Linked DNA regions of Homo sapiens: region 1 is linked to region 2. A link is an interaction called in ENCODE POLR2A ChIA-PET data of the cell type or tissue named here. Cell type or tissue: K562. All regions are shown on one strand. Links, peaks and the distances in the headings refer to the core of each region. The heading gives the core; the rest is flanking DNA.

What was found. ChIA-PET counts read pairs that join two places held together with the same protein. Peaks named below come from ENCODE experiments on the same cell type or tissue, not always from the same donor. Only the 100,000 strongest peaks of a DNase experiment are listed, where the experiment ranks them.
Region 1: POLR2A ChIA-PET joins it to region 2 with 8 read pairs; 19 of 35 experiments call an interaction of 5 or more read pairs at or near these places.

Annotation. Positions count from the first base shown.
Region 1 is chr3:47,479,970-47,484,352 of GRCh38, reverse strand. LOC105377073 (a long non-coding RNA gene) reads right to left here. Exons shown (of 3, transcript XR_940821.3): 3 at 1,883-2,017. Among named protein-coding and RNA genes, the nearest start is that of SCAP, 6.2 kb to the right of the region's middle. In K562, for the core only: no CTCF peak of the experiment used is centred there; DNase peaks (open chromatin) are centred at 1,932 and 2,462.
Region 2 is chr3:47,422,350-47,426,732 of GRCh38, reverse strand. SCAP (SREBF chaperone) reads left to right here. Exons shown (of 23, transcript NM_012235.4): 7 at 564-736; 8 at 1,122-1,248; 9 at 2,688-2,800; 10 at 4,197-4,291. Among named protein-coding and RNA genes, the nearest start is that of PTPN23-DT, 43 kb to the right of the region's middle. In K562, for the core only: no CTCF peak of the experiment used is centred there; no DNase peak of the experiment used is centred there.

The DNA.
Region 1 (4,383 bases), core at 121-4,120, 58 kb before region 2:
CACCTCGGCCTCACAAAGTGCTAGGATTACAGGCATGAGCCACCACGCCTGGCTGACTGCTGTTGTTCTTATTGCCTGACAAGCTCTTACCCTATAAGGCCCTACCCAAAATCACATCAGCACCTTCTTCATGATTCCTGGTCTTTGGTTTCCAATTCCCTTTTCCTCATAGCATTTGGAAGCTCAGTGGCAGAAGTCCAGGGGCTTTGGGGATAGGTGGATCAACATGTGATGATGCCTCTGCAACACAGCAACTGTGGAACCTCAGAGAAGTTGTCAGAGCTCTGGATGCAATGGTTTTTACAACTTAAAATGGGGTTTATCGGCCAGGCGCGGTGGCTCATGCCTATAGTCCCAGCACTTTGGGAGGCCGAGGCGGGTGGATCACCTGAGGTCAGGAGTTAGAGACCAGCCTGGCCAACATGGCGGAACCCCGTCTCTACTGAGAAAACAAAAAACAAAAATTAACCAGGCATGGTGGCGTGTGCCTGTAATCCCAGCTACCGGGGGCGGCTGAAGCAGGAGGATCGCTTGAACCTGGGAGGCGGAGCTTGCAGTGAGCTGAGTTCCTGCCACTGCTCTCCAGCCTGGGCAGCAGAGCGAGACTCCGTCTCAAAAAAATAAAAATAAAAAAGAAGGGGTTTATCTTACCTGCCTCTAAAGGTCATCACAAGGATTATTTGAGATAAATATATTGTAAAACCTGCTTCTGGCAAGAACCCAACAATCAATAATTGGTTATTATTATGGGCTATTATGACCTCTGTAATAAACCTTATATTTCCTATAAGGTTTTGTTTAAAGGTTCAACACTAAGACAGTTAACTTCTTTAGTACAGGAAATTAACTTATTGTATTCCTGGTCTCTGACACATGGTAGGAATTTGATAGGTAATAAAGACATTGAATAAATGTATTCATTCAACTTTGACATTTTAAATATTTTTAAATGATTGTATCATGGTTATTGAAGCTACCATTGGGGCCAGGTGCGGTGGCTTATGCCTGTAATCCCAGCATTTTGGAAAGCCAAGGTGGGCGGATCACGAGGTCAAGAGATTGAGACCATCCATCCTGGCCAACATGGTGAAACCCTGTCTCTACTAAAAATACAAAAATTAGCTGGCTGTGGTGGCGCGTGCCTGCAGTCCCAGCTACTCAGGAGGCTGAGGCAGGAGACTTACTTGAATCCAGGAGGTGGAGGTTGCAATGAGCTGAGATCGCGCCACTGCACTCCAGCCTGGGCGACAGAGTGAGACTCTATCTCAAAAAAAAAAAAAAGCTGGGCGCGGTGGCTCACGCCTGTAATCCCAGCACTTTGGGAGGCCAAGGCAGGCGGATCACGAGGTCAGGAGATCGAGACCATCCTGGCTAACATGGTGAAAACCCGTCTCTACTAAAAATACAAAAAATTAGCTGGGCATGGTGGTGGGCGCCTGTAGTCCCAGCTACTCGGGAGGCTGAGGCAGGAGAATGGTGTGAACCCGGGAGGCGGAGCTTGCAGTGAGCTGAGATTACTCCACTGCACTTCAGCCTGGGCGACAGAGCGAGACTCCATCTCAAAAAAAAAAAAAAAAGCTACCGTTTATTTCAGTGTAGGCATTTTACATGTGTTCACCCTCCAATTTTATTGTTTTCAAAACCCACAGCTGTTGGTGTTGTTTGCATCTTGGAACCTGACTCCTAATTCGAGGTTCCCTGAGGTGAAGTTAATTCTCCCAGCCACAGAGGTACTGCTTGTGTCAGAGCCAGGATTTGAATAAAAGGAGTCTGGCCCTGAAGCAGCTCTTTCCACTTTAAGATGTTGCCAGCTGCTATCACTAATGGCTAATTCATGATAAGCATGATCCTCAGTGTGAGTGATTGCAAAGACACATCCACATAATCATGAAACTCCTTTATTGTGCTCATGACAGGGTGAGGCAGCTGGGCAGTGGGCTGGAACCTGGAGTCTTGGGTCCCAGAAGGCGGCCCTCTGTTCAGTTCTCAGAGTGACCTTGGACACATCATCTCCTCTCTGCAGAGAAATTTTCTACATTTGTAAAATAAACTTAGCCTCTATATTTCAAGATTGTTCTGAGGATTAATTGAGATCAGGTTTGAGAATTGGCCCAGGGTAGAAGCTCAAGTATTAGAAATTGTTATCATTTCTTGATTTCCATGCCACATTTAGTTTTTAAAGTTTTTGAATTTACCTTTCTTTTTTTTTTTTTTTTTTTTTTTTGAGACAGTGTGATACCTTACCTTGTTTTAATATGAATAGACTCTTCCTTAGCTGAGAAAGCCGGACAGACTCCATTTGGCTCCTTCATTTGCAAGACATCAAGGGCTCCTTACCCACCCCCTTCCTCAAGGACTTAACTTGTGCAAGCTGACTCCCAGCACATCAAAAAGTGCAATTAACTGATAAGGTACTGTGGCAAGCTCTGTCCACAGTTCCCAGAAATTCGCTCAGGTGATAGTATCCTAAGCCCCCGCATTTGTGTCCTGTAGATAGCACCCAGAGCCCACGCACCTATCACCTTGTGATGAATTTAAAGCCCCTGCACCTGGAACTGTTTTCCTGTAACCATTTGTCTTTTTAACTTTTTTTGCCTGTTTTTACTTCTGTGAGATTGCTTCAACTCGATTTCCCTTCCCCTTGCCAAACCAAAGTATAAAAGAAAATCTAGACCCTTCTTTGGGGCTGAGAGAATTTTGAGTGCTAGCCGTCTCTCGGTCACTGGCTAATAAAGGACTCCTCAATTCATCTCAAAGTGTGGTGTTTCTCTATAACTCACTCGGTTACAACAACAGAGTCTCACTCTGTTGCCCAGGCTGGAGTGCAGTGTCGTGATCTCAGATCATTGCAACCTCCGTCTCCCAGGTTCAAGGGATTCTCATCCCTCAGCCTCCCAAGTAGCTGGGATTACAGGCATGCATCACCATGCCTGGCTCATTTATGTATTTTTAGTAGAGATGGGGTTTCACCATGTTGGGAGGCTGGTCTCGAACTCCTGACCTTAAGTGATCCGCCCGCCTTGGCCTCCCGAAGTGCTGGGATTACAGGCGTGAGCCACCATGCCTGGCCTGAATTCAAATTCACCTTTCTTTTTTTTTTTTTTTTCGAGACGGAGTCTCGCTCTTTCTCCCAGGCTGGAGTGCAGTGGCGCAATCTTGGCTCACTGCAAGCTCTGCCTCCCAGGTTCACGCCATTCTTCTGCCTCAGCCTCCCCAGTAGCTGGGACTACAGGCGCCCGCCACCACGCCTGGCTAATTTTTTGTATTTTCTTTAGTAGAGACGGGGTTTCACCATGTTAGCCAGCATGGTCTCAATCTCCTGACCTCGTGATCCGCCTGCCTTGGCCTCCCAAAGTGCTGGGATTACAGGCATGAGCCATCGTGCCCGGCCTGAATTCACCTTTCTTATGGGGAACAATCTGAAGTAAAGTTGAGCTCTACCTAGTTAGGGCTAAATGGAACTGTTCCATTTGATTTACTATATATAAAAACTAAAATCAGGTTTCTGCAACTTAACTGGAAGTGCATCAAAAATAAGATAGGGGCTGGGTATGGTGGCTCACACCTATAATCCTAGCACTTGTGGAGGCCAAGATGGGAGAGTTGCCTGAGGCCAAGAGTTCAAGACCAGCCTGGGCAACAGAGAGACCCTCATCTCTATTTAAAAAACTCTGAAATTTAGCTGGGAGTGGTCATACCCACCTGTGGTCCCAGCTACTTGGGAAGCTTGCTTGAGCCCAGGAGGTCAAGGCTGCAGTGAGCTGTGATTGTGCCACCGCATTCCAGCCTGGACCATAGAGCAATACCCTATCTCTTAAAATAAAGGATTGATACGAAATCACCTTTGCAAAATTATGGCAGTAAGAAAAACCTGACATGGTTGACTCCATGTTGCTTCCTTTTCTTTTTCTTTTTTTTCTCTCAGCGTGTTGCTCTTGTTGCCCAGGCTGGAGTGCAATGGCACGATCTCGGCTCACCACAACTTCTGCCTCCCAGGTTCAAGCTATTCTCCTGCCTCAGTCTCCTGAGTAGCTGGGATTACAGGCATGCGCCACCACACCTGGCTAATTTTGTATTTTTAGTAGAGACAGGGTTTCTCCATGTTGGTCAGGCTGGTCTCGAACTCCTGCTCAGGTGATCTGCCTGCCTCGGCCTCCCAAAATGCTGGGATTACAGGAGTGAACCACCGTGCCCAGCTCTATCTTGCTTCTAACCTCCAACCTGGGGATAGGCGAAGGTAACTTTGGGAGGAATTTATAGTTCAACCTTAAAGCAAGGATGACATTAGCCCTCTCCAAAACTAAACCGCCTTTGTAAAACTAATGAAAAGCCACAAGTCTAGGATTTTTATAGGAGGGGCCTGAATTCTGCTAAGGTGTAGGT
Region 2 (4,383 bases), core at 116-4,115:
CGGGCGCGGTGGCTCACGCCTGTAATCCCAGACTTTGGGAGGCCGAGGCAGGCGGATCATGAGGTCAGGAGATCGAGACCATCCTGGCTAACACGGTGAAACCCCGTCTCTACTAAAAATACAAAAAATTAGCCGGGCGTGGTGGTGGGCACCTGTAGTCCCAGCTACTCGGGAGGCTGAGGCAGGAGGATGGTGTGAACCCAGGAGGCGGAGCTTGCAGTGAGCCCAGATGGCGCCACTGCACTCCAGCCTGGGCGACAGCGAGACTCTTGTCTCAAAAAATAAAAAATAAAATAAATAAATAAATAAAAAAGAGAGTGTTGGAGTAGGTCCGGAAAGGGAGACAAAGAAAGGAGCAGGGGGAGCTCCTGAGAAAACTTTGTCCCCTTTGTGATTTTCCCAGTGCCCCTGGAGACTATAGAGAAGCTCAGGCACCATAGAGAAGTTCCCTTTCAACACAGGGGCAGGAGGGAGGTCCTGATGGACCCTCTGTCCGGGGATTGTCTTTGTCCCCAGAACCAAGAGCAACACTTCCATTTACCCCCACCCTGCTCCTTGACCAGGTTCCTGGGCAGCCTGCGTGCCCGCCTGATGCTTCTGCACCCCAGCCCCAACTGCAGCCTTCGGGCGGAGAGCCTGGTCCACGTGCACTTCAAGGAGGAGATTGGTGTCGCTGAGCTCATCCCCCTTGTGACCACCTACATCATCTTGTTTGCCTACATCTACTTCTCCACGCGTAGGTTCATGGCAGGGAGGCTGAGGGCTTTCTCCAAGCTAAACGGGCATTTCCATGTCACCTGCTTCCCTGGCTCTGGAGGTGGCTTGGGGTAGAGAGATAGAACACACCTGGTGGTCATCAGAGCTAGGGCTTTGTCCCCCAGCAGGGTCTTAGGAGCTTGGGTGGGGCCGGGGCTCTTCCCACTTTCAGCCCCTTCCTGGGTTAGGGTTCCTAAAAGGTGTACTGTGTCCATGACACTGGGAAGTGCTTGTGCCTGTCCCTTTCCTTTGGTGAAACCAGGAGTTTTCCCTTCCTCGACTGTCAGGGCAACCTACTCCCGGGAGCCCCAGTGGGCCGGGGGCTGGGGGAGGGGCCGCCCTGATACGCCCTCTCTGCCCTCCAGGGAAGATCGACATGGTCAAGTCCAAGTGGGGGCTGGCCCTGGCTGCCGTGGTCACAGTGCTCAGCTCGCTGCTCATGTCTGTGGGACTCTGCACACTCTTCGGCCTGACGCCCACCCTCAATGGCGGGTAGGTCCCTAGCAGGCTCCACTGGGCCACAGGGTGGGCTCAGGCCAGAGAGCCTTGCACTTCTGGGTTCTTGGCCTTCCCTGGACTTTGCTGTGACCTCACGTCTTCACATTGTTGTTTTTGACATTTAAGAGGTACATTTTCTTCCTCTTCTTTGTCTGGCTTGTATTCATACTTGTGTTTGTATATAGCATATCTAGCTATAGTGAGTGTCCATATGTACAAAAGTGCATATTTGTGGGCTGGGTGTGTATATAAGGGGTGTGTGTTGGTATGTTTGTGTATACATGAGTATGTATTGCATGTGTGTAGTCGGATTTGTGTGTCTGTGTTTATGTATTCTATATACACACACCACACACACACTGCAGCTTGATGGCTTAAGCCACTGGAGGTGTGAGATAGAGAAGAGAACATTTTTTTTTTCATGATTAGAACATTTAAATGCCTAATGAAATAGGTCATTTTAGAGGAAGCTCTTTGGAAGATATGAGCACACTGTAATTTGTCGCCTTTTTCACTGATGTTTACTTTCCCCTTGCCACTCCTCTCTGAACCTTAGTCTGGAAGCCCTTCCCTCGGCTTGTCCTCAGGCTTTGATCTTGGCTCTGGCTAGGCCCGCCTGCCTGTCTATTAATGGTTATTAATGGATTATGGATTGGCCTGTCCACCACTTTGGCCCATCAGGCTGGTCGTATGAAAAGCGACGTCGTATTTTGTTTCTGGTAGTTTCGTTGCTCTTAGATACCTGCTCCCTTTCCTGAGCTTGACACTGTTAAACACCACCCTCCCCCATACCGTCTGCCATACCCTTCACAGGGCCCTCCCTTCCTTCGGCTCCAAAGCAGAGGTCCTGCAAGGTATAACTTGGCTGGCGTTCCTCGCACATAGACTTTCTTAGGGTTTGCTGCGGGGAGTGTGGGACAGTGGGCTCAGATAGCTGGTAGAGCTTTGTGTAGGAACAGTCGTTCTTCTCCACACACAGCTTCTCAACAAAGGTGAGTGGGCCTTCAGGATGGTTTCATCTCCTTGCATTTAGCTGTGATGGGTCCACCCAGAGTTACTGGTGTGGGTCTTGGCAGCAGTCATTGTCTTTAGCCAGCAGTCTTCTCCTGGGAAGGGCCAGCAGAAGTGTGGTCTAGCAGTGGCGCTGCACAGCTCTCCCTGAGGGGCCTCTTCCAGCCCTCCTGTGCTGGATGGCTAGAGACAGGATGGCTGCTGGCCCCTCTGCAAGGCTCTGGAGCCTGCCTGAAAGCTGAGTGCTGTGTAGATGCAGGTCTTGTTGGGTGAGGTGGACAAGGGAGGGTTTCTGCCCAGCACCTGTGGGAGTCACTCAGCAGCCCCCATGACAGGCTGGAAACCCCACAGCCTTCCTGAGGGCCCCAGTCTGTTGGGAACCACCACAACACTGTCCTCACCTTCTCCTTCTCTGTCCCCAGCGAGATTTTCCCCTACCTTGTGGTGGTTATTGGGTTAGAGAATGTGTTGGTGCTCACCAAGTCTGTGGTCTCAACCCCGGTAGACCTGGAGGTGAAGCTGCGGATCGCCCAAGGTAACGCAGTGGGAGAGTTGGGCAGAGGGCTGCAGGAGGGGCTGGAATGGGGCCTGTTCCTCTTGCTGTTAACGCTCTGTGAGCAAACAGAGCCCTTGAAATGTCCCTTGCTCTTGCCTCCGGCATAATATGCAGTGGGCCACTGGGCCCTGGCAGCTCTTGAGTGTGTGCCCTGGGGAGCCATGGGGCCATTGGACTGTACTTCGTCCTGGTTCATGTGTCAGTAAGAAAGTAAACCAGGCTGGGTGCCATGGCTCACACCTGTAATCCCAGCACTTTGGGAGGCTGAGGCAGGTGGATCACTTGAGCCCAGGAGTTCAAGACCAGCCTGGGCAACATGGTGAAACCCCATGTCTACAAAAGATAGAAAAATTAGCAGGGCATATTGGCATGCACCTGTGGTCCCACCTACTCAAGAGGCTGAGGTGGGAGGATTGCTTGAGCCTGGGAGGTCAAAGCTGCAGTGAGCCGTGATCACACCACTGCACTTCAGTGTGGGTGGGGCTTGTGTTTGGTGGTGGCTTTCTGTCTGGGGAGTTTAGCGCCTAGTATTTTCTCTTACTGCCTCACTCCAGCACACTAGGCCCAAGCCCCGGGGGCTGGCCATTTCAGAGACGCTGCCTTCACGGCTGCCAGAAAAGCTCCCTCTGGCCCTGCTGGTAGAAACTGGGGATCTGGGGTTCTAGGGAAAATGAGAAAAGGGAGAGCCTGGCCTTGGAGGCCTGGTCACTTGAGCCTCTTCTTCCTCGTCACCCCATGTCTGTGAGGAATGGGGCTGTAGGCAGCCGTCCATTCATCCAGACCTCTGTGAGCCTCTGTGATAAGCCAGGCCCTGTGCTGGATATGGAGTTAGGAAGAGATGGGGCGAAATTGTCCTTACCCAGTAAGAGCACAGAGCCTTAGACATGCGACAGTGTGATAGCGTGGGATCAGGGCTCACTACAGGAAGGGGCTTGAGGAAGAACGCAGCCAGGTCCTCTACCCGCCGAGTGCTTCTGCCATGTGGTTGATGGGCACACTGTCATGCTGGCCCGTGCAGACCAGACAAGAACCACATGCGGAGGTTGGATGTGGTTGTTGTGGGTGGCACTTGGCTTTCCTTGTGGATTTTCTCATCTCCACACTCTGCTTCTTCCCTCTTTTGATGATTATAGCTCTCCTCTGCACCCTCCAGGCTGTGAACACCCGTTCCCCGTAGCAGCTGTGTGGTGGTGATGGCCCCTTAAAGTCTGGGCATTAGCAGGACCCTGAGGGTTGGGGTGCTTTGGTGGAATGGCTCCTTCAAAGGGCTGGGGGGCCTTGCCATGCCTCTGCCACTCCGAGGCCCATGAGGTTGTGTGAGTCATGTCGCAGAGTGGCCATGTGTTGCCCTGTGCCCTGTTGCTGCCCTCTGCAGGCCTAAGCAGCGAGAGCTGGTCCATCATGAAGAACATGGCCACGGAGCTGGGCATCATCCTCATCGGCTACTTCACCCTAGTGCCCGCCATCCAGGTAAGGCCCCAAGGCCTGCCACCTGGATGAGCATGGAAGCAACTGCTGTGCTCCCCAGCTGTGCAGCCATGGGCAGGGTGCTCCCCTCTTCA